Linked DNA regions of Homo sapiens: region 2 is linked to region 1. A link is a loop called in an ENCODE intact Hi-C map of the cell type or tissue named here. Cell type or tissue: heart left ventricle. All regions are shown on one strand. Each heading gives the region's core, and the rest is flanking DNA. Links, peaks and the distances in the headings are about the cores only. Region 1 has its middle 370 kb from the start of SNORD151. Region 2 has its middle 690 kb from the start of SNORD151.

Evidence for each region. Peaks named below come from ENCODE experiments on the same cell type or tissue, not always from the same donor. Only the 100,000 strongest peaks of a DNase experiment are listed, where the experiment ranks them.
Region 2: a loop joins it to region 1, with 2.8 times the contacts of the local background. A loop is called at or near these places in 48 of 110 quality-filtered maps.

Annotation. Positions count from the first base shown.
Region 1 is chr7:47,083,859-47,096,627 of GRCh38, forward strand. No RefSeq gene overlaps it. Among named protein-coding and RNA genes, the nearest start is that of SNORD151, 370 kb to the right of the region's middle. In heart left ventricle, for the core only: CTCF peaks have their summits at 5,146 (motif pointing left) and 5,355; a DNase peak (open chromatin) is centred at 5,093.
Region 2 is chr7:46,769,674-46,782,442 of GRCh38, forward strand. It overlaps the pseudogene EPS15P1. Among named protein-coding and RNA genes, the nearest start is that of SNORD151, 690 kb to the right of the region's middle. In heart left ventricle, for the core only: a CTCF peak has its summit at 7,286 (motif pointing right); no DNase peak of the experiment used is centred there.

The DNA.
Region 1 (12,769 bases), core at 3,962-6,461:
CACCCCAGGTAACTTGCAAAACTCAAAAGGGACAAGAGCACAGTCCCTCTTCCTAGAGGACAAGCTATCATGGAAATTATTGGCAGATACACAAACACAAAAAATAAAGTGAAAATATTTGCTGCAAATGTGACAAAGGAGTAAGCTCTAGAGGAGCCTGATTCACCGTGAAACATTTAATGACACTAAAGCTCTGGGCCACCCACTTGTGTGGTTCATCCTAGGGTGGTGGCAAAGGCCTAACAAAGAATGGTCACATTCTTATTTAATTTTGCATTATTTCTCCTGCAGCTGACGCCTCAAATTTTATAAGCTTCAAAGACCACAAAAGATAATTCATCCTAGATATTCAGAGTTAAGATAAAATAGTTAAGAGTTAAGATAATATAAATCACTCAGAAAAAATACATACAGTACAATATATGGGGAAAAGATATAAACAATTTATAGAAGAAAATATATAAATGGTAAATAAGCATAAAACATAATCTCTATCTTGTTTATAATTAGAAATATGTAGATTAAAATAAAAACGAAAATTTTTCCCTCAGATATGCAAAAAAATAATTTTTTTTTGAGATGGAGTTTCACTCTGTAGCCAGGCTAGAGTGCAGTAGTGCAATCTCGGTTCACTGCAACCTCCGCCTCCCGGGTTCAAGCAATTCTCCTGCCTCAGCCTCCCGAGTAGCTCGGACTACAGGCGCACCCCACCACACCCAGCTAATTTTTGTATTTTTGGTAGAGATAGGGTTTCACCATGTTGGCCAGAATGATCTCAATCTCTTGACCTCGTGATCCACCCGCCTCAGCCTCCCAAAGTGCTGGGATTACAGGCATGAGCCACCGCACCTGGCCACAAAAATTTAAGTGATTGATAATATTAATCCATGGTGGGAATGTATACTTATATATTTTAATTAAAGTAGAAATTATCAAAAATTACTAGAACAGCAAATTGGCAAGACCTATCAAAATACACATTATCATTAACTCAATAATTGAGCTTCTAGGCATTAGGTCCAACACAAACACGCATTCCCTGTTAGAGATATGCACAAGGAGGTTATATTATGGAAGTCAAACTATAAGAAACCTCAGTGTCCATCAGTAGTGTAGGTATGTCCACACATACTGTCTCTAAAAAGAATGAAAAGATTTACATGGCCTACTAAGACAAAGACTCCCAAGTTAGAATATATTTTACAGGTAAAATTCAGAAGTTAAAAAACATAACCAACTGCCATCTTCTATGTTGGAACCTTGTGGGAAGAGTGTGGAGCTCGACAAAATTACAAGATTCATGAAAGATTAAACATTTTCATATATCTTAGACTGTAAATGTCAATCCCTCCCTTTGGCACACCTACAGTGGAATTCCAGTTTCTTCTGGGCCCTTATTCAAAGTTAGTTTTCTGAACTCATTTTTATATGGTCTTCCTTTTTCCTTTGGCCTATACTGCCCTTTTGGCTAAAAGGATTTTATTTTTCCCATGTCCTGAAGTTTCCCCATATCCTGAATACTGGCATTTAGTACAAGTGATGGTTTGTTGTTCATCATGCAACATGATTTCACTTTTCAGTATGTTTCTTTACAAGAGACTCTCTGGTTGTTTGATTTACAATCTAGTCCTGCTGTGTATAGCATGGTCTTTGTTCAATTTCATGAACACCATGAGAGTCTGTTTTTTCATGTGGATCCCATTCTTCTCAAGAAGTGCTTGCTCTTCACAGATAGATTTTCACACCTCCCTATAGCTGCTTCCATGAACATGGAAAATATTCAAATTACTCTTTGAGATAGAGGCACTTTGAGTTCAAGCCCCATTTCCTCCCCACTGACTCATCTACTTCTTGTGTTACAATAAATAAGTTAGTGAGTCCTTGAGAAGTAGTCAGTGCACAAAAGCTGTGGTTGTTTAAATTGATATTTTTGTTAGAATTACCTTCTCTGTGCAGATAACAAACTGATGCTTGGTACATTTTCCAAGAGTACTTACATAGTAAAGGTAGAGTGAAACTGGACTTCACAGCCTTAATCCCAAATCCCTCCACTCCATGAGAGCCTCCTCAGTCCTTCCTGATTGCCACGAGCCCTGTGAATTCTGCTTGCCTGCAGAAACTCCTCTTGGGTTATGTGCAATGATTCCTTGACTCATTCATACAAATTGTGTTTGTACATAGCACAAGCTTGCAGTTATTTTTACTAAGTCTATTAAAATTAAAACTATGTAAAGTAGAACCTGAAATCCTGAACATGACCAACATAGGGATTTTTCCATCTCAGGGGAGAAGGTAGAATGAAGGGATTAGATATTAACAAGGCCTGTAGAGGTTCTAGCACCTACTCCTGCAAGACTGGCTGCATATTTTCATTGAACAAAAAGGAGTAACAGTGGAAACCTGCTGCTTGAACTTTCTTTATTTACAAGTCTTGCTTGTTTGTCCTTTTGGATATAGGTGCCTCCATAGAAAGATTACAGAAAAACTCATCACTTCATATTTCAAATAGGGCAAAAGAAATGTGTAACGAGATTTCCCCAGGGTCCCACAATTTCCTTTCTTGAGAAAGGATTTAAAACGCTGCCTTGAAACAGTCCACCGGAATCCCTCAGAGAACTCATCCGTTAGCTGTGGGCAAGACCCTCTGTGTTTTTCCACCTACCCAGGGAGTGATGCCTATTCTGGGGATGGTCCAAGCTCTTCTGGCAATTAGGAATGTCCCACTTTTGAGCAGAAAACTTGCAATCATGAGCACTTTGATGCTGCCTCACATTACATTTGGTAGGTGCTGTGGTCTGAATGTTCATATCCCCAAAATTCATACATTGAAATAACCCCCAAAGTGACAGTATTAGAGGTGGGGCCTTTGGGAGGTGATCAGATCGGGGTAGGGGACAGGAGAGGCCTCATGATGGGATCAGCGCCCTTATCAAGGAGCCCCAGGGAGCTCCCTCATCTCTTCCACCATGTGAAGACACCAAGGTAAGGCACCCTCTGTGAACCAGGAAGTGAGCTCCCACCAGACACCAAATCTGCCAGGGCTTTGATCTTGGATTTTGCAGCCTCCTGATCTGTAAAAAATATATTTTCTATTGTTTAGAAGCCACTCAGTCTATGGTATTTTATAGCAGCCTAAACAAACTGAGACACTAGAGATAGAGTGCAGGGAAAACAAAACAAAGCAAAACAGAACCAGACATTTGAGAGATCTCTTCCCATTAGGATTCTTTAATTGTCATCTAATTGCTGTTCAAAAGAATTGATACAGAGTCAGAACAGAAAACAAAAGCATGTGAAGATCCTTTAACAGCTTCGTAACCGTCAGCCATCCAACAAAACACTGAAGTTCATGCCTATCTAATTAATTTTCTGGCCATCTAAAAATTTAAAAGGTTTGAACTCAAGACTACAAACAAATACAAATTTTCTTTGAAATTGCATACTATATAAAAGAAGAAAGAATGATTTGCCAAGTAGACTATTAGACTCATAACATGCTGACATTCATAGAGAGAAGGCGGAGCAAAGAGACAGGCTTTATTTTATTAGATTTTGTCTTCCCAGCCCTCGCTGGAGCCATTGGAGAGAACTCCATCTAGCTGAAAGACCTGAAACTTAGAACCAAAGCAGCCAATGACTACACAGCCCGACTCCTTCCCAACCCATAGCTAGATCCTGGATTACCCATATGTGAACCAAGGCCAGTGTGGGAAGGGCACTGTGGAAAGCGAACGTACCAGGTTCCCAGGGAACAGCCAGATGAGGCTACCTGCTCCAGGCCAAAGAGAGGGAGCAATGCCACACCTCCTCCCAAGGGGAAGTAGCTCAGGCCTCATGTAAGTGAAGAAAGACCTAGACATTTGCCTAAGGACCAGGTTTCTGGATCTCCTCACACTCAGGAGGAGCACAGCCCCACCCTTCTCAATCCAACTTCTGTAGAAGGAGGTAGGCCCCACAAGCCAGAAGAAATTCTGAAGAAGGAGAAAGAGGGGGTGCGTGGACCTTCTCTCAAGCCTGGTGGATGCCTGTAGGTCCTTCTATCTACCAAATTGCACCTTTCCCCAAGTCCCAGATGGAGCAATCATCCTCCCTCTGCCTCCCCACCTCCCGTGGACTTCAACCCTTATATTCATGTTAGAATCTCTCTGCCTCTTCCTCTGACTTGATTGTTTGCCCTGGAAGGCATGAATCAGACATTCACATCACATAGCCAGGATGTGGTGCAGTCTCTGGAACAGTGAGCCACTGAGGGAGTGGGTACTGGAAAGGTTCATAGACTAACAAACACCTCAACGACTGCTGCTAACTTGGGTGCTTCAAGGCATGTGCCTGAATCCCACCCAGAGATCCCAGCTGCAGAGTCCAAGGCCCTGAGCCCAGCCACACAGCTCAGGAGTGATTTCTTCAGGGCAGAAAGGCCAGGGAGACTCCTCCAGCAGCTGTGCCAAATGCTGTGCCCAACTGTGAGGAAACAGTGGCAAAGAGGTATAGGTTAAATGTGTCTGGTAGTGGGCAGGCAAGGAATGAATTGAGGTGGGGAGAAGGCCAGCAGCTCAGCATGCCGGGGAAGGCACGCTGCCACCTGCTTGAAGCAATCCATTTGGTTGACCCTCTGGATGTCTGCACTCAGCCAAAAGCACACGGATAAATGTCCTACATGGCTCACAAGCTCTGTGGATGAGTCTGTGTCTGTGGACAGAATCCTCAGTCGTCCAGGGTGCTGGCCAGCTGTCCTGCTCAGTGGCTCTATGGCCATGAGCAATACCCCTCTACCAGGCTGGCTGGCCAGCTCTGATGGGCCTGGACACACCACACTCCCCAACACAGGGCACAGAAAAAGTCAAGAAATAAGGATTGATCAAATCTCTATCTGGGGACGATAGGTGACATTAGTCTTTGGAGGGAGCCATTGCTAGTTTTTCAAGCAGGGTGGAATGCGAGGAGAGCTGGGCTTCAGAGGTGTATAGAACCAATTAGGAGTTTTGACCCGCCATGGTTTATTTTAGGATCAGGGAACAGGTGCTTGCTGGCTGGCTGGCCCAACCTTCTGAGGCGCCATCCCAGGCCGCATGTCAGGCGCCCTGTGGAATGTTGGTGCCCACCGCGCTGAGCCTGAACTCTACGCTCAGATGTTGCCATCTAGTGGTGACAAGGTGCAAATCTCACCCTTCGCCCTAATGCATAAAGGATCAGGAATTTTAAAAGAAATACTTTTCTAATAAAGCAAATTAAGGAATACTTTTTATTCACTTTTAAACAATACATAGAAAAGATTGCATTTTTGGTTTTGGCCTCTTTAGCCTCCTAAATATATACAAAAATCACATCAAGAATGTAAACTACCAGAAGTCAAGGAGTTGGAGTTGCCCAAGTGCCTTTATTGAGACTACAGTTTCCCCATGGAGTAAATCTCAGTTCGTTACTTTAATTAAACACATGTCAAGAGATATTTGTGATATGAAGGAATGAAATTTAAATTTTCCCTGCATTTCCTCATTCTGATTCCAACTTGGTTACTTACCAGGTAAATGGCACATAAATTCTCTGAGGCTCATACTCTTCACTGGCAAAATGGGAACGCATGACACGATAATAGGAAAAAGTGATGTGAAAAGACGATAAAACCCTGAAGGCACAACTCTGGGTGTGTCCTGACTGCTCAGGTGTCTCCCAGGGCGGCCCATTTGATGACACAGCCATGGTTTCCTCTCTTGAACAGGGGGTCTGTGTCCGCTTACTTTACCTAAGAGCACACTCACCAGCAGCCCCTGCCAAGAGTGTTCAGTTCGTGTTCTGCGCAGTGTCTAAGATATTCCTAATACTTAACAGATGTCAAAAATGGAATATTCATGATAAAAATACTCTTTAGTTTTCCATAAGCTCCAGTGACTAGAATGAGCCTTTCAACCCATGAAAGGATCCAGTCCTGGCTGGATCCAGAATTCAGGGAGTTCTGAATTTTGTGATTTCAAAGTGCTGATTGGTTAAGATACAGGTTACGTTCCTCCTGCACTACCTACCCAGGCACCTTCCTCAGTGATGAGACTTTACTCCTACAGCCCATCTCTTCCTAAATGGATGGCCAGCTCACCTAGAATCTCTCAGGGATTTTGCACTTAGTCTTACTTCCCGCTCCTAATTTTTAGTTTCTCTCTCTCCTTTTCCACTATGAGCAAACACCCTTTTGTCCCTTGGCTGAAGTCGATCATTCTGTGAGAGTGCTGCCCCTTTGGGTTATGGTTCTACTTGAAATTGATCCGTAACAAACACCTCTATGTCCTCATTGTCATTTCCTGAAAGGAGGTGTAAGTCAGGTGCAGGAGACTGAGAAGAGTAAGGCTGAGCCTCACTCACAGGCACACACTGTGGTGGGACAGAGACATCCCACAGTATAGCCGCAGGCCAAGAGCGAGTCCCCTCAGGGCCCCAGAAAAAGGCAGAGTGGAAATGCCTTCAGCAGGCTTACCCCAGCCCCACATCTTCTCCCAGCCCCTTCTTGCCCATCCCCTGGCTGGGGCTCCCACACCTGTTCCTTTCATATAATGGCCCTCTCTTGGTTCCCCAGACATGCAATGGTTCTGGATGTCCCTGAACCTCTGGCCACAAACTGCTCACTGCCCTTTATTGTTGTTTTTCCTCCTCCTCTCCCAAACCATGACAGTTTCCCAGGGCTGTATAATCTTTCCTCTCCTTCCCTTCTCTTCTCCATGGCCCACTCACCAAACCTATATTTTGAACTGTAGCCACCCATCGCTGGCCCTCCTTGGTGGCCAGGCATGACACCTCACATTTGCAGTAAACACTGTTCCTGACTTCTCCATGGCAGTGGCACCCTCAGCTCAGGCTACCCCATTGTTGTCTTTCATCAATAAGTCCCAAACCCAGGAGTTTCTCTCCTGAGAAATGGGCCCTGGATCCCCACTTCCTCCAGATCCCCCCAGCTGCCCACACTTGCTCTGAATTCTCCTGGAGTTAACACCCACTGCCACCTTCATCTTCCTTGGAGAACAATCATGCCAGGAAGGTCACAGGAGCCGGAGCTGAAATCCCAGCTCTGACATGACACTTCTCTAACCTGTTTCTCATCTACAAAGTGGAGACAATCTCCCAGAGCTGTGGTTCCAATGAAAGATACTGTGGGAGAGCAAACCCCCAATGTGGAATGAATGGGAGACTTCCCTAGAAAAGAGGTCTAGGCATCAGCTCACCTCTACTTATTCTCTTTGTAACCAGAACAAGGGTTTAAACCTTCAGGCCTCAGTTTTCCCATCTGTGAAGTGATCACCTCAGCACCTGCCTCACTCAAGGGTGGTGAGGATTAAACCTAATTCTACACATAAAGGTCTCTGGGATAAACTCCCCAGACCATGTATGTTATTATTATTTCCAATTCTTCTTCATCTGAACTCCTCACCCCAGCATCAAACGTCTACCATACTTTAAATTCTTTCTTCCCTGGCCCTGTCTCTCAACACAGCAAGCATTTCAACACCCATGCAATCATTTGACAAATATTCACACTTTGCCTCTCCTCTGCCTGCATGACTTGGTGCTCTGTGGCACGGAACGCTGTGGGTAGTGACTTCTGCACTGGGCCTGTGATAGGAGGGGTCTGGGCATCAAGCACAGCATCACTAATCCTTCAGTGGGGTCTTCTCCTTCCAGGCTTGGCTGAAAGGTAGCCTCAGCCCTGATCTCTCCCTCAATATCCCCAGGAGGAGACACCAGTCCTTCTTCACTTCCAAGGTTTGCAACTAATGTGTATAGGTAAACAGAGGTTTATAAAAACTCCAAAAGCTCCTCACTCCCATTTTGATCTTAGAGCTGCAATTAGGGGCTGCAGCTCTGATCTTCTCAAGATGGCACCTAGAATGTCACTGGGCCCCAGTCACCTCCTACATTCTGCATTGTTGGGTTTGGGGGAGTTAGCCAGAGCTCCTGATGCACCCACTTCTCTGAGAGGCAACTGAGGAGTGAACACAGCATCACAGCAGGTTCACCATGAGCCACCTGTTTCTAAACAATCCATTTGGTTGACCCCCTGAACGTCTGCACTCAGTCAAGAGCACACTGATGAATGTCCTACATGGCTCATGAGCTCTATGAATGAGTTTGTGCTGGGAAAACTGGATATTCATATGCAGAATGACATTAGACCCCCACCTCTCTCCATATACAAAAATCAGCTAAAAATGGAAGACATAAATGCAAGACCTGAAACAATAAACCTACTAGAAGAAAACATAGGAAAATACTTCAGGACATTGGTCTAGGAAATTATACGAATAAGACCTCAAAAGCACAAGCAACAAAAACAAAAATAAACAGATGAGTTTATTTCAAACTAAAAAGCTTCTGTCCAGCAAGGAAATAATCAACAGAGTGAAAATACAACCTACAAAATGGGAGAAAATATTTGCAAACTACTTATTCAACTGAGGATTAATAGCCAAGGTATACAAGGAACTCAAACACCTCAATGGCAAAAAAAAAAAAAAAAAAAAATCTAATTTTAAACTGGGAAAATGATCTTGAAGAGATATTTATCAAAAGAAGACATACAAATGGCCAAGAAATATATGAAAAAAGGCTTAACATTACTAATCATTAGAAAAATGCAAATCAAAACCACAATGAGGTATCATCTCATTCCAGTTAGCATGACCATTATCAAAAATACAAAAACTAGCAAATGCTGGTGAGGATGCAGACAAAACAGAACTCTTACACACTATTGGTGGCAATGTAAATTAGTACAGCCATAATAGAGAACCACATGGAGAGTCCTCAAAAAACTACAAATAGAACCACCATATAATCCAGCAATCCCACCACTGGTAATTTTTTATCCAAAGGAAAGGAAATCATGGTATCAAAGAGACATCTGCACCCCCACATTTACTGCAGCACTATTTGCAATAGCCAAGATATGGAATCAACTTTTGTGTCCAACAACAGATAAATTGATTTTTAAAATATGGTATATATCACAAGGGAATACTATTCAGCTATAAAAAAGAATTACTGTTATTCACAGCAATAACGATATGGAACTGGAAGGCATTATGCTAAGTGAAAAAAGCCAGGAACAGAAATTTAAACACCATATATTCTCATTCTCATTCATATGTGGAAGCTAAAAAAAAAATGATCTTATAGAAGTAAAAAAAAGAACACAGGATACTAGAAGCTGGGAAGGGTAGGAGGAAAGGAGGGATAGGGAGATATTTGGTGACAGACACAAAATTGCAGCTAGGTAGGTGGAATAAGTTCTAGTGCTCTATAGCACTGTAGGATGACTATAGTTAATAATAGTATTTTATAGTGTTACAAAGAGCTAAAAGGAGGATATTGAAAGTTTCCAAAACAAAGAAATAATAAATGTTTCAGATGATGAGTATACTAAGTACTCTGACCTGATCACTATACATTGTATGTATCAAAACATCACTCTGTAACCCATGAACATGTACAACTATTATTTGTCAATTAAACAATAAAATTTTAAAAACGCAAGTGGACACTCACTGGGGATTCTGGAATGTTCTAAGCTTTACAGTGAGCATACCTAAGGCACCGCTCAGAAGATTGTTTATGTAACAATTCCAGAACTATAAGTACATTAAATATGTGATGATAAATTGAGTGATGAGAGGCTACACATTTTTAACTGTAGGCATGGAGATTTGCTCTTGAATAATTCAGCTTGAGATCTCCTCTCTCCTCTCAACAGTAGCAATTTGCTGTTGACAAACTCCCTGGACATGCATTATACCCTTGACTCCTACAACATTCCTAAAAATGAAGATGGCAAGTACTATGAAATCCATGTTACAAATGAGTAAGTGGAGATTTGGTGAAATTAAGGGACTTGCTCCCAGTCACGCAGCTGGTAAAGGTTCACAGATCTTGGCTTAGAAATTCAAAGAACAGGGCTCTGGCTCCTCTCCCCAAGATAGACACTGAAACTTTCTGTCCAACCATCTCTCAGTGATGTCCATGATATATTCAACTTTGGTTCATTTTGAATTTTCAGAGTTCTCTTTCCCCATGAAATCACTTTTCTGTTTTATTGCAAACATATGACTGGAAGGTCCTTGGAAAGATAGAGTTTAAAATAGAAACATCTGATGAAAACTGTCGCTTGATTATTACTTCTAAAAGAGCTGAGCTGACAAAATACAAAAAAAAAAAAACACATGTATTTGAAAAACTCATAACAGTGGAAATGGGATGCCTGGTCTCCGCCTGACTTTTGACAGTGACTGTGTCTTGTGTGTGTGTGTCCTGACTTCTGACAGTGACCGTGTTATGTGTGTGTGTGTGTGTGTGTGTATGAGAGAGAGAGAATGTGCGAGAATGTGTATGAGTAAGCTTTTATGATTGTGTGTGTTGTGTGAGTATATAGGAGTGTACTGAGTGTGTATAAAAGTGTGTGAGTATGTGTGCATGTCATGCACATATGTGTGAGTGTGCACAAGTGCGCAATATGTATACATGTAAGTATTTTTGTGAGTGCATTGTGTGCATGTGTGAGCATGCATATGACTGTGCATATGTATGTTCTGAGCAAATGTGTGTGTTGGTATGTGTAAGTGTTTGAGTTTGTGTGAGAGTGTGTGAGTTTATACTTGTGAATGTGTGTGAGTGTATGTGTAAGTATGTGTGTGTTAGATTTGTATATGTATGTGTGTGTGAGAGCAAATTTGTGAATGTGAATGTGTGTGAACGAGTGTGCATGTATGAATGTGTATGTATATGCGAAAGAGTATGTATATTTGTGTGAGTGTCTCTGTGTGTTTGTGTGAACTGTGTATATGTATACACATTTGCACACCTGGGTAGCATCCGGCAAATGATACTTACAATCAGGAGTCTTCCTGCCGTTTATCCAGTGTATCTACGTAAGAAACAACTAACTCGAGCACTTTTCAGCACATTATTTCATACACCCTCTACCATTTAAGTCTACGAAAGAAAATGTCACTATGCCTGGTGGCCATGAGGCACCACAAACTAGCACACTTCAAAGAAAGTCTAAAATAGACTCAGACTTACGTGAAAAATGACCTGGGGCAGTTTCATTTCAAAGCATCCCTAATTAACTAATTAGTGAATTAGATAATTCATCAGAATAGCAAAAGTTATTTCTCCCTTAGGGCTTCAGAATTTCTCTTAAACCAGGCACACAGGCATACACACAGGCACAAGCACACATGCACACATGGTTTGCTGGTCAAATCCTGGGTGCTAAGCATAGATAACCACTTTCTATTGTGAACAATACTGACTACCTCTCTTCTCTGGTTTCTGCTGCCTCCAGTTCTTTCTTTGGTGACCAAGTAGGCTTCATTTTTTCAGAGAAAAACCATGATTCCTTTTGAAGCAGTCACAGGTCTTCCCCCCCTTACTTCAAGACACCCCAAAAGGTAACCATGGGGCCTCAGAAGCCTGAAGGCTGAAGATGTCAAGTGCATGGGTTTATAGGGCACCAACATTGGTGGGGGCACCTAAGCCCTGCCTGTATTCACACTAGGTGACATGGCCTTGCCACCATCTCCAGCAAGTATAAAGGGAAATTCTTGACTACCCAGAAATTCAGTGGCCAAATGTTGGATCTTCCAATGAGCAAACTGCTTCACAGAACATAGAGGATGCGTACCCTCAAATTGAACACAGAGCTGCTGGGATTGTGCAAAGCACGAGATTGTGGTCAGAAGACCTGGGTGTTAAGAACCTCTTTTACCTGGTAAAAATGTGGGCACCTGGGCAAGCCACAACTGCTCCAGGCCCAGGTCTCTTCACCCCTAAGATAAAAGAGTCAATAATACCTAAGGTCCTTTAAGGATATAATGTACGGGATTACACAAGTAAATAGGAATTACAATAATTCATGTTAAAATATATATATATATACACACACACACACACACACTATGTTAGGAAGAGGAAACATTCTGTAAAGGAAAATTAAAGCAACTAAGAACAAAATCTTAAATTTTGACAACATTTCTGCGTTTAGATCATCATCCCAAATTTCTAAAAATGTCAAGTGATCAGGAAAGAGAGTTTGCAGGAAGTAAAAGCAAAGGAGTCCTATGGGGAGTTACTGTAAAAACACGATTTAAGTGGTCCATCTCTGTTGCCCAGAGCCCTGTGGGGTGGTGAGGACCACATGGTAGTGCAAGAGGCAGAAAACATGGAGTGTTGGGGTTTGTGAGTCAAGAATAAAGGGGAAGTGAGCAAATTTCTGGTGGAGTCTCTCTCTGTGGAATGTGAGAATCCTTTCTGGCACTCTGGCAAAATGCTGACTTACACCAGGAATTGTGTATGCTCCTTGGGGCCTTAATAAAAAAGAAAAGCAGATGCTGGAGGGGCTGGTTATCATATGGATCTTGGCAGGCATATGGAATTTAACAGCTAAATAGAGAACTCAACAGTTTAAAATGGATATGGCTCTCACCAGCAGGCTTCCATATTAGGCACACACACACACACACACACACACACACACTCTCTCTCTCTCTCTCTCTCTCTCTCTTTCTCTCTCTCTCTCCAAAAGGACGCAAAAGGAGAAATTTCAGCCAGGCATGGTGCCTCACGCCTGTAATCCCAGCACTTTGGGAAGCCGAGGCGAGTGGATCACTTGAGGTCAGGAGGTTGAGACCAGCCTGGCCTACATGGTGAAACTCTGTCTCTACTAAAAATACAAAATTAGCTGGACGTGGTGGCGGGCACCTATAATCCCAACTACTCAGGAGGCTGAGGC
Region 2 (12,769 bases), core at 6,031-8,530, 310 kb before region 1:
AACAGAATCATTGATGGAAGTCCAGGAGGCCTAACTCAGAGAACCTTCCTTATTTATAAGGTCACATTCAGTGATCCCTGAAAGAAGTTTCCCAGGCTTGATTCAGGATGACCACTCTTTATCTTGCCCAGAGACCACCCATTGAATTCCTGGTTGAAGGTCACCCCCTCCCAATCTTGAATGGATCAAAGACAACAGGAACCAGTGGGAAAAAGTTTGAGCCTTGCCAGGTCGATATTGGGTGTTAAATGAGGTGACTAGTGTCTTTTGTTATGTGTATTTTTGCTTCTGCTGGGATGGAAAATATTAATGTGGGTCCCTATTCAGCCCATTGGGCAGAATCTTGCAAAATTGAGAAGCTTTTGTCTATGGTTTCATAAAACAGAAGAAGATGATTTTCTTTTGAAATGTTGCTTGGCCTCCCACAATTATGGCACAGTGAACAGGGTCAACAAAAGCTGCTCCATTCTTCTAAAAGCTAGAGAGAAAGAGGATCTGGAAACCTGGTATGCTGGCAAAAAGAGTAAGAAATTCTTACCTGCCAAATTTCTGGTCTCTCTCTCTCTATGTGTGTGTTGTGTATGTGTGTGTGTGTTGTGTATGTGTGTGTGGGGTTGGGGGGGGTAAATAATAAACATCACTGTCTCCTCTGCAAGTGTTTGGTTAATAGAAAAAAAAAAACAGAATTTGTGAGACAGTCTTAGGCTATAGAAAATTTGGTGCACTTTGTGCTAAGAATTTGTCTTTCTGTAATGGAGAGAGAGGTATCACAGAATAGAATGTGGGAGTAATTCACAGTAATTTACTTCATCTCTCCCCCTGCTAGATACAGAAGAGAATTTTTTATTAGCTTTTCACCATGAGAACATGGTAGCGTTCTTAGAGGCAGGAACAATGAATCCCAGGAGAGTATGAAGGACCTCTAAGACTGTGGCCACCAGGAATTTCTCACTCTCATACTAGTTCACATTCAGCTTCCAGCAGTTTGTCAAAATTACCATCTATATACCATTCTATGAGTCTAGTGGCTCACAGGTAAGCTTATCTCAGATTTGATTCTCTATTCATCTATCTCTCTAGATTTCAAGGAGGCAGCTCACCCTATGGCCTAGAGTCTCTAATGGGTCTAAATAAAGTCATTGATTTTTACTTTATTCCACTTTTTCTTGTGAAAAGATGAGAGGGATGACTTCCAAGCTCTGTGTATGTCAAGGTGAAACCTCGTTAATAACTTTTTGCTATTTGGTTTCTCCCTCATTATTATAGGACTTGATGTTTATAATAGTGAGTTTCTTTATAGCATTTCATTTTCAATAGTCACCACTCTGTTGGTTGCTCAATGATTGCTGTCTTCAATTGAGATGAACTAAAAGTTCTAGTAGATTAGAAGTCAAATAAATGTGCCATAAGGAGAAAACAACAAAAATTAAATCTTTCTAAATAGCTTTCCTTGCAATATAAATAGTTTTTTTATAATATCTAATTCTAACATGAAACTAAAATCTAGAGTTTGCTTGTAGTTAAGCTGAATTAAATTTCCCTTATATTAATAAATATTCTTAGCATTATAACCACACTTTAACTGCTCTTAATTAAGTCCTAAAACCACTTTTAAATATATATTATATATATATATACAATTTCTCCATAAGTGATATGCCCACATAACAAAACAAGGTACAGAAAAGAAACAAATCTGAAGAAAATGATTATAATTGGTTTTCCCACAGTTTGAGTTTTTCACATTGGAGAACAAACAATGGGTAAGTGAGATAAAAATGCCACAAGAAAGCCTAACAAAATTATTCATTAAGCAATTCAAACTGTGTTATACATATATAATGTGAAGTTAAGAACGTGTTAGGATGATATCTGAGGAATACACTGATAAATGTATATGTATGTTTTACTTAGCTTCTAACTAGATGAGCCTTGTCAGATCACAATGAGTAAAGTTCTACAAAGAAAATGCCTTGCTTACAAATTCACAAAATGTACTTAGAAATCTAAGAATAATAAAATCTAGCAGAGAAGATGAAAGCTGCTTACATTAAAAGGGATACTTAGAAATTTTATTTCCGTCCTCAAATTTTGGTTTCCTCACATACAGGATTAAAAGTTACAGCTACTTGCTTTGCAAACTCCTTTACAACTCTTAAAATATTTGATTCTATAATTAAAATAAATTATAAGTGGTAAATAAACATCAATTAGAGAAAAACTGGTTTTCAATAAGATGACAAAGAAACTTTGGGAAGAATTAATTACAGTATCTTTAGAAAAGAGTTGGGCATTAACTACTAAATTCGAATGCAAACATTTCCTAAGACTCAGTAATCTACTTCTAGAGAAATGCATGCACATTTGCATCAAGAAACATGCAAACAAATGTTAATTCAAATGTTATCTGTAACATCTCAATCTTGGAACCAACTCAAATATCTAAAGACATTTATAGAATAGATAAGTACATTGTGGAATATTTATTATCCTGTGCAATAGGATAGTACTTGGTCACAAAAACAAACTGCCTTGATGTAAGATAATTTAGATGGGACTTAGAGAGATAATATTAAGTAAAATAATTCACACACAAAATAATGCATCCTGTATTATTCAAGTGAAATAAAGTTTAGAAACAAGCAAAACTGAACTACTGTGGTAAAACTCAGGATAAAAGAGGAGTGATCCAGAGGACACAACTAGGGGATGCAGACTGTAGGCTCTGGCAATGTGTTGATTATTTGGCCTTTGTTATGGTTATGTGAGTGTTCTCCTGTGATGATTTATTGATCAGTATATTTAGCATGTTTGGGGGATTTTTTTTTTACTTTATATTTTCTCTATATGGGCTTCACTTCACAATAAACAAAAAGAGTTTTGTTCATTTTTGTTTTATTTTGTGTTTCATTTTCATGGAAATGAATAAATACATAATACATAGTAAATGTAGCCTATAACAGTCACAGAATTAAGGCTTCATGGATACAGAATTGCTGGGGAAGCCTGGATCCTAGGGCCAGGAATGCTAAAATATACTATACTTAAAACTGAGAAGCTCTGAAGCTCTAGGACCTTGTAATCCTGCTTACTCACAGTGGGAGAGAAATGAGATTGGTGTCTATAAAATGGGATGTGGTTGCTGCAGGACCATTTTCTGGGGATTTTGGACCAACCTAGTTCTCCCTTTGTTTTGCTTGTAGTTTTCAAGAATAACTATAGTATGTGCTGGGAATGCAACATTCTAAAATTAGCAAGGAGCAGGCCAGAACAATCTGTGCTCTGTTCCGGCCCCTCTTCCCCCAAGTAGGATGTCCTTCAATTCTTTAGCCCAGCTCACAAGGCCCCAGAGTATACAATCCAGGGTGAGCTGTCTTTCAGAATCCCTAAGCTGCAGTGCAAATGGGGCACATAAAGAGGAGACACCATCTGCCCTGGGCAATTTTCTCAAGCTTTGGGGGACCAGCTCACAATGGATCCTAGGCTTCTGTTGGCACATGTTGCCAATCTGTACTTAATGAATCCATTTCATGTAACTTTCTGGGCTTGAGGGTTCTGTCTCACCAAACTCAGACAAGTTGGTAACCAGTGCACAGCAAATCGGCTTCACAGTTGCTCAGATGCTCATTTATAAGCTTGCATTTAAAACATGTCTGTAATAAAATGAATGTGAGATAAATAAACTAAGCCTACAAGTGGACATTAAGTAATTGACTTAGAATTTCATTCTGAAGAAGTAGAGTGTTAACTTATGGGAGCCCCTACAGGGGGATACACCTTGACACAGCTGACTTCACACAACCATTGCTGAAAGAAAGACATGTTGATTTTGCCTCAAATCAATCAATCAATAAAATATTTATAAATACCATAAAACCCCAATTTTTAAAAGAATTGTAATGCAATGTAAACAAGAGGGAGGCTCAATCCAAGCCAGCCCTTCCTCTCTCTCTCTCTCTCACTCCATAGTCAGCCTTCCAGCTGGCTGCATGGAGCTTGGTAGGTGGGATCAGGGTTTGGGTAAGGGTAAAAGGGGACATTTTTAAAGGATGCTGTTTGGCAGATGGCTCACTCCTCTAGGACTGGTGAAGCGAAGCGGCAGCAGGCATGCTCAGGGTCTACACATAGGTCTGGTCTGCAATGAGGAAGCCTCTAGGATAGACATAGAGGTTACTCTTTTTTCCCTTTTGGGCTAATGGTGAAACTTCCAGAATGCAGCATGAGGCTTTTGGTACTAACTCCTCCACCATTAAGTCCATCTGAGGATGATGACAGAGAGACAAATATATTGAGGGAGGATTATGCTCTAGGTGTAGACAAACTGGAAGACAGAAAGTTGTGTTAACGAATGTTCACATTACTTTTGAGGAGTGTGTGTGTGGGTGTGTGTTCTTGTGTGTCTGTGATGTATGTGTTTTAAGAGATTAAAAAAAGAATAATTGTATCAGAAAATATAGGCTGCCCACTTGAAGCCTTCTCATAGCAAAGAGTAATGAGGGCCTTGCAAGTCTGCCTGCCTTCTTGGTTCATTGGTTCCTATAAATACATGGATTTGGAAGAAGTATCAAAGATACACATTAAATCTTTTTTACATATCATGTATTTTTCTCAATAGATTAATAATGAACAAAACTCCTTTAGTCCTTCTGTATTTTATTTAGTTACACACAACATTAAAAACCCAATAAAAAAGAAAAGAAAAATATAACTCTTCCAAAAGTCGAATTTTTGATTGGTCCACACTTGCCCTCTGTCCCAAGATCCTTTTTTCCAGGATCTAACATAATAGGTCTAGTTTTACATTCTTTTTTAGTGCACTGTTTATATTAATATTGGCTTGTAAATGCTTGGCTGTGATAGACAGCATGTGAAGCTCCCTGTGATCTCTGAGTGGCTATGGTCTTGAATCCTGGGGATGAGCACTAATTTTCATTGTCATTACTCTATTGCACAATTACTTTTCCTTGTATTGCTAATAAGCAGCTTGTCTCTGGTTATACACTCTCACCTAGTTGGATTTTTTTTTCCACTGGAGTAAGAAAAGCTACATGAAGCAAGTAGAACAGAACAACTTGTTCCCTATGTGCTGGCCATTGGCCTGCGTGGGCATCCAGCCCTACCATGGAATATCTTTTCTGTAAGCAACAATAGAACCTCATTACAACTGGGATGCTTATGACAGGGCAAGAAGTCTCATAACTATGATTTTTTTCCTTTGTGCTACTCTTTCTACTGATCACTAGCAAACCTCCCCCCAAAATTGGGTATTGTATCTTTCCCTAAAGTTATCCACTTATCCATAATCTTCTTGAGCCAAAAGTGACTCCAGAAATCAATGTATTCAAGCAATATCATTTGATAATGTTGTTTATTCATCTAAAGTGAACTAATTATCTATCAAGATGTGAAAGTCTTATGGTATGCCCAATTCTTTTTTTCAAAGTACAATGAATTTCTTCAAAAGACTGTAACTGTAATGAGCCCTGAATTTCTACAAACAAGCTCATCCAAGAAATCTGTATACTGTCCAACACTCACCCTCCCAAAACAAAACTGGTCATCCCAGCTTCGACTCATCTATTATTTTATACAACAAATGGGAGAGATTTCCAGTTGTCCAGGCACTATGCTGTTTGTTGGGATTATAAAAATTCACCCAGTGAAAACATCCCTGTCTTCACAGTTATATTCTACTGAGCAAGGAACATATATAAACAAATAGTTACAATAGGGTATCAGAATGTTAATGATATAATTCAATACAGGGTAAAAATGAATACAGATTCAGCATCATCAGTTATTCCCTGGAACATCAGAAAAGACTTTAGAGAGTGTTAGTCACAAAACAGTCTAAATGTTCAATAAGAGTTTTTAGTTATGAAATGGGAAAGTGATCTCAGGAGAGATGTGACTAGATAATCTATGGTAGAAATTACACGATGACCTTGGGAAACTAAACTAATTGGGCATGGTCAAAATTTAAAATCTGATCTCTATTGCTATGAGAGTTGAGATAGGAGAGACAGGCAGGGGACTGGTAATGGGGACATGCTAGGAGCTTTCACTTCCTTCTCAAATCCTCCTCAACCTCACACAAATAGAGATTAGAGCCTTATGTCCCTAAGCTGCTTAAGTCTTCAGCTTTTAAGACTCCATAGTATACTATTCAAATTTCATAATCATACATTACAATGTGTTTTCAAGGACTATTATTTTATTTGTCTGAAACATTCTCTCATGGCTCATTATTTCACAACTGATCTTCGTGCATAAAACACTGTTTATGTGTAGCACATTCTATGAAACATAAAACCAATGTTTCCAAAGGCACTGTTTTATCATGGCTCATCTAGATTCCAAAGTCCACAATAACCCGGATGATCCATGTGGTCATATCATGCTCTTCACAAGTACATGCCTCTGCTTTATAACACTTGCAACAATATTGACTCAACTGTCCCAATTCCAATTCTTTCTGGGAGTGAGGGATTATGCTTCTCCTTGCTCTCAAACTCCATTCTAAGTCCTGAGTTTGTTCATTCTAAGTCTAAAAAAAAAAAATACATAAAAGAGAAACAACCCTCTTTATAACTTCAAAATACCTCAAGGTCACCAAAAATCTTACCTCTAGTATGAAGGACTTGACAATAATATATAATGACTACTTAAACCACAGGACTCCTAAATTCCATCAGATTAGAGGCTGTTACCTTAACATTTGGTGCTCAATGAGCATTTACTGAATAAGGTGAATAACTGATTAATCTCCTACCTTGTTCCATGAGGGCAGGGATCATACCTGATTTATTCCTGGCACTATGTCTGGCACAAAACAAATGGTTAATAAATGATTGTCAAATGAACTTCCCCTTTTCTTATGACACAAAACACAACCTTATGTTCTTGGTACATGATATACATTATGTTCTTCGTACATGATTATCACCACAGGACTACGTTATTTTTGCTGTCTCCTAGTGCCTTTATTTTATGAATACATGTCTTCTTCCTCTAACAGAAGGCAAACTTGTCATTATTTTCTTCTGCTTATTCAATGCAGCAAACATTCACTGAGCCTACCAGTTCTGTTATGCATTTAAAGGATACAACAATAAATAAGATGTAGTGACTCAAGGAACAAACTCATGAAACTAACATGTTAACACCTGATGAACACATTGTGTCCCAGAAAAGTTGATAGGAAAAGATGTTTAATTCTAATGAAGAGAAAATGGAAGACTCTGGAGAAAGGGTCTCTTGATTTGGCCATGTGGATGCAAGAACATCTATGAACAAAAGGGGGCAGCAAAGTTTGGGAACGTCTAAAAAAATGAGTGTAACTAAGATGTAGAATACATGAAAAAGAATAATGAGGGGAGAGGTGGAGCAAGGTGGCAGAATAGAATGCTCCACTTATCATCTCCCCAACAAGGACACCTATTTAACAACTATCTACACACAAAAAAACACCTTCATAAGAACCAACAATCAGGTGAGCACTCACAGTATCTGGTTTTAACTTCATATCACTGAAAGAGGCACTGAAGAGGTAGGAAAAACAGTCTTGAATCATCTATGCCTCCCCTCCCTCATCCTTTGGCAGTGGCTTTGCAGCATGGAGAGAGAATATGTCCACTTGGGAGAGGGAGAGTGCAGCAAGTGTGAGACATTGCATTTAATTCAGTGCTGCTCTGTTATAGCAGAAAGCAAAATTGGACCAAACTCAGCTGATGCCCACCTACAGAGAAAGCCTTTCAACCAGCCCTAGCCAGAGGGGAATCACCCATCCTGTCAGTCAGAACTTGAGTTCCTGCAAGCATAGCCACCTTGGGCTGGAGTGCTCTGGGGCACTAAGTAAACTTGAAAGGCATCTAGGCCACAAGGTCTGCAACTCCTAGGCAAGTTCTAGTGCTGAACTCAGTTCAGAGCTAGTGGACTGGGGCGGGGAGGGGTACATGATGTACTGAGACACCAGTCAGGGCAGCTAAGGGAGTGCTGGTTCCACCCCTCCTCTATCCTGAGGCTGCAGAGCTCGTTGCTCCAATATAGACCCCTTCCTTCTGCTTAAAGAGAGGAAATGGAAGAATGGGGAGGAATTTGTCTTGCATCTGGGATATCAGCTCAGCCACAGCAGGATAGGACACTGGTCAGAGTCATGAGGCCCCCTTTTCAGGCCTTAGCTCCTGACCAACATTTTTAGCCACATTCTGGGACAAAAGGGAAACCACCCCCTTGAAGAGAAGAACCCAGTCCTGGCAAGATTCATCAGTGGCTAACTGAAGAGCCCCTGCACCCTAAATAACCAGCTGATACCTATGTAGCATGTCATGAGCTTTGGATGAGATCCTGAAACTTGTTGGCTTCAGGTGAGACTCAGAACCTTCCCAGCTATGGTGACTATGGGGAGAGATTGTTTCTCCTTGAGAAAAATGGAGGAACAAGTAAAGGAGACTTTGTCTTGCACATTAGGTACCATCTCTGCCACAGCGGGGTAGAATGTCAAACAGGCTCTTTGGGTACCTGAGCCAAGGTATCGAGACCTTGGCTCTTAGATGGTATTTCTAGACCTGCTCTAAGCCAAAGAGGAGTCCACTGCCCTGAACGGTGAGTCCCACATCAGTCAGCATTCACCATAATCTGACTGCAAAGCCCTTGAGTCTTAAGGAAACATTAACAGTAGCCTGGCAGTACTCTCTATGGGCCTGTGGTGCAACAGCCATGGGGTGAGGCTCCTCTGCCTTTGGAAATGGGAGGGAAGAGTTGGAAGGACTACATCTTGTGGTTTGAGTGCCAGCACAGCTCCAGTACAATAGAACACAAGGTAAACTTTTAAGTTTTTTAACTCTCATCCCTGGCTCCTGGACAGCATATCTGGACCTGGCCAGGGAACTCACTACCCTGAAGGAAAGGACACAGGCCTGGCTGGCTTTGCCACTTGTTGGTGGTAGAGCCTCAGGGCCTTGAGAGAACATAGATGGTAGCCAAAGAATGGTTCCAGCAAGCCTTGAGTGAGACCCAGTCCTGTGTTAGCTTCATGTATGACCCAACACAGTCCTAGTGCTGGTGGCCACAGGGGTGTTTATGTCACTACACCCCTAGCTCCAGGCAGCTCAGAACAGAGAGAGACTCCATTTGTGTAGTAGAAAGTAACAGAAGAGAACAAGAGACTCTGCCTGGTAATCCAGAGATTCCTTCTAGATCTTGTCCAAGACCTTCAAGGTGATACCTCTATGAGTCGGCAAGAACCACAGCACTACTGGACTTTGGGTGCCCCCTAATGCAGATACAGCATAGATCACAACACTTAAGTATTTTGGAACACCTGGAAAGACTTCCCAAGAAGGATGAGTACAAACAACCCTAGACTGTGAAGACTACAGTAAATACCTAACTCTTCAATGCGCAGACACCAACAAACATCCACAAGCATCAAGTCCATTCAACATAATATGACCTCACTAAATGAGTCAAATAAGACACCAGGGACCAATCCTAGAGAAACAAAGATATGTGACCTTTCAGACATAATTCAAAATAGCTATTTTGAGGAAACTCAAAGAAATTCAAGAAAACACAGAGAAGGAATTCAGAATTCTATCAGAGAAATTTAACAATGAAATTGAAATAATTTAAAAGAATTAAGCAGTTCTGGAACTGAAAAATGCAATTGGCATATTGAAGAATGCATCAGAGTCTTGAGAGCAGAATTGATTAAGCAGAAGAAACAATTTGTGAGCTTGAAGACTGGCTATTTGAAAATACATAGAGAAGACAAAAGAAAAAACAGTAAAAAACAATGAAGCACACCTACAGGATCTAGTAAATAGCCTCAAAAGGGCAAATCTAAGAGTTAATTGGAATTAAAGAGAAAGATAGGAGCAGAAAGTTTATTCAAAGGGATAACAACAAAGAACTTTCCAAACATAGAGAAAGATCTCAATATTCAAGTAGAAGAAGGTTATAGAATACCCAGCAGATTTAACCCACAGATGACTACCCTCAAGGCATGTAATAATCAAAATCCCAAAGGTCAAGGATAAAGAAAGGATCCCAAAACAGCAAGAAAAAAGAAACAAATTAATATACAATAGATCTCCAGTATGTCTGGTAGCAGACCCAAAAGATATTGGCATGACATATTTGAAGTGCTGAAGGAAAAAATATTTTACCCTAGAATAGTATACCCAGCAAAAATATCCTTCAAATATGAAGGGAAAATAAAGACTTTCCCAGACAAATAAAAGCTGAGGGATTTCATTAACATCAGACCTGTAGTACAAGAAATGCTAAAGTGAGTATGTCAATCAGAGAGAAAAGGACTTTGATGAGCAATGAGAAATCATCTGAAGGTACAAAACTCATCATTAATAGTAGGTGACCAAAAACCAGAATATTATAACACTGTAACTGTGGTGTGTAAACTACTCTTAGGTAGAAAGACTAAACAATTAACTAATCAAAAATAATAATTCCAACAATGTTTCAAGACATAGACAGTACACTAAGATATAAATAGAAGTAGCAAAAAGTTAAAACTTGGGGGGAAAAGGTAAAGTGTAGAGTCTTTATTAGGTTTTTTTCTTACCTGTTTATTTATGCAAACCATGTTTTTATCAGCTTAAAATAATGGGTTACAAGATGGTATTTGCAAGCTTCATGGTAACCTCAAACCAGAAAACGTTTAACAAATACAACAAAAAATAAGAAGCAAGAAATTAAATCATATAACCAGAGGAAATAACCTTCACTAAAAGGAAGACAGGAAGGAAGGAAGGAAGGAAGGAAGGAAGGAAGGAAGGGAGGGAGGGAGGGAGGGAGGGAGGGAAGGAAGAAGGAAGACACAGCCGCAAAACAACCAGAAAACAAATAACAAAATGGCAGGAGTAAGTCCTTACTTATCAGTAACAACACTGAATATAAATGGACTAAACTCTTTAATCAAGAGTTTAATCAGAATTTAATCAAAAGATCTTAACATATCTCACTGTTTCAATTTAAGTGTTTAATAACCATCTCAAAATAAACTCTTTCAAAATTGAGTTTCTTGATTTTCCCCATAGGATTTCTATTCAACTAATTGTTTTGATGTCAGTGAGAAAGCATCACTGTTGTCCACTGTGTTAAAAACAAAAACTAGAAAATATCCTTTATTTCTCTCAATATCATATCCCATATCCAGTTGCCATCAAGTCCATTTGGCTCTATCTATCCATAAGTTGATCATTTTGTATAGTCTCCACGTAGACAAATTATCAAATTATCTACCATTACAAATCTCTTTGCTTTCCACTATTTTTCATATAGTCTATTCTTAGTCTTTGCAAAGCAGCCAGTATGATGTTTTTAAAACAAAACTCAAGGCAGAGCCAGGCCAGGTAGCTCACGCCTGAAATCCCAGCACTTTGGGAGGTCTAGACAGGCAGATCACCTGGAGTCAGGAGTTCAAAATCAGCCTGGCCAACATGGTGAAGCCCCGTCTCTACCAAAAATACAAAAATTAGCTGGGAATAGTGACATGTGCCTGTAATCCTAGCTACTTGGGAGGCTGAGGCAGGAGAATCACTTGAACACAGGAGGCAGAGGTTGCAGTGAGCCAAGACTGTGCCATTGCACTCCAGCCTGGGCAATAGAGTATTTGCAAGTTTCATGGTAACCTCAAACCAGAAAACATACAACACGCACACACACACACAAACTCAAGGCATATCACTTCTCTTTTTAAATCTCTTAGACTCTCCTGCACACAGGAAGGAATCTAAGGTTTCCCTATGGGCACCAGACTCCATGTAATCTAGTCTTTGGCCACCTCTGATCTCATCTGCTAAAATCATTTCAATCTCTCCTTACTCAGTCCATCCCAAGCCATCCCTGGAAGGTTTCATCCCAACTGGTTCTCACATCCAGTCTTTGCACTTCAGCTGTCTGTCCCTTGAATGCTTCCACAAAACATAGCAGGGGAACTATTATTTAGGCCTCTGTTCAAGTATCACCTCCTTCAAGTGGTCTTTCCTGAGTGTCCACTCTAAGGAGCCTCCCTTCTGTCACCATTTAGCTGTATTTCCCTTTACTTACAGCAAAATTGTAACTAGATAATGCATTACATGTTTTTCTGTTGCATGTATATTCTGTTTCTTTCTCATAAATGTAAACCCTCCTATGGCCCAAATCTTCATTTGCCTTTTTAACTCCTTTATCTCCAGCATGTGGAGCACACTTGGTACACATTAGGAGCTGAAATGCTCCATAGCTGCTGAATCAGTAGCACCAACATGTGTACCCACCACCTTCTCAAGTGTGGCTTTATAAGATGTTCATCATGGTTGAGTGAGGATAAGGGAAAGAATAGTCTGTTTCTTTTATGATATGGTTTGGCTGTGTCCCCATGCAAATCTCATCTTGAATTCCTATGTGTTGTGGGAAGGACCCTGTGGGAGGTCATTGAATCACGGGGGCAGGCCTTTCCCATGCTGTTCTGGTGATAGTGAATAAGTCTCACAAGATCTGATAGTTTTAAAAGGAGGAGTTCCCCTGTACAAGCTCTCTCTCTTTGCCTGCTGCCATCCATGTAAGACGTTACTTGCTCCTCCTTGCCTTCCACCATGCTTGTGAGATCTTCCCAGCCAAGTGGAATTGTAAGTCCATTACACCTCTTTTTCTTCCCAGTCTTGAGTATGTCTTTATCAGCAGCCTGAAAATGGACTAACACATTTTATGATTGGTGCAAATTGGCTACTGATAAAAATCCTGATGATAGGAAAATTTCAAATTT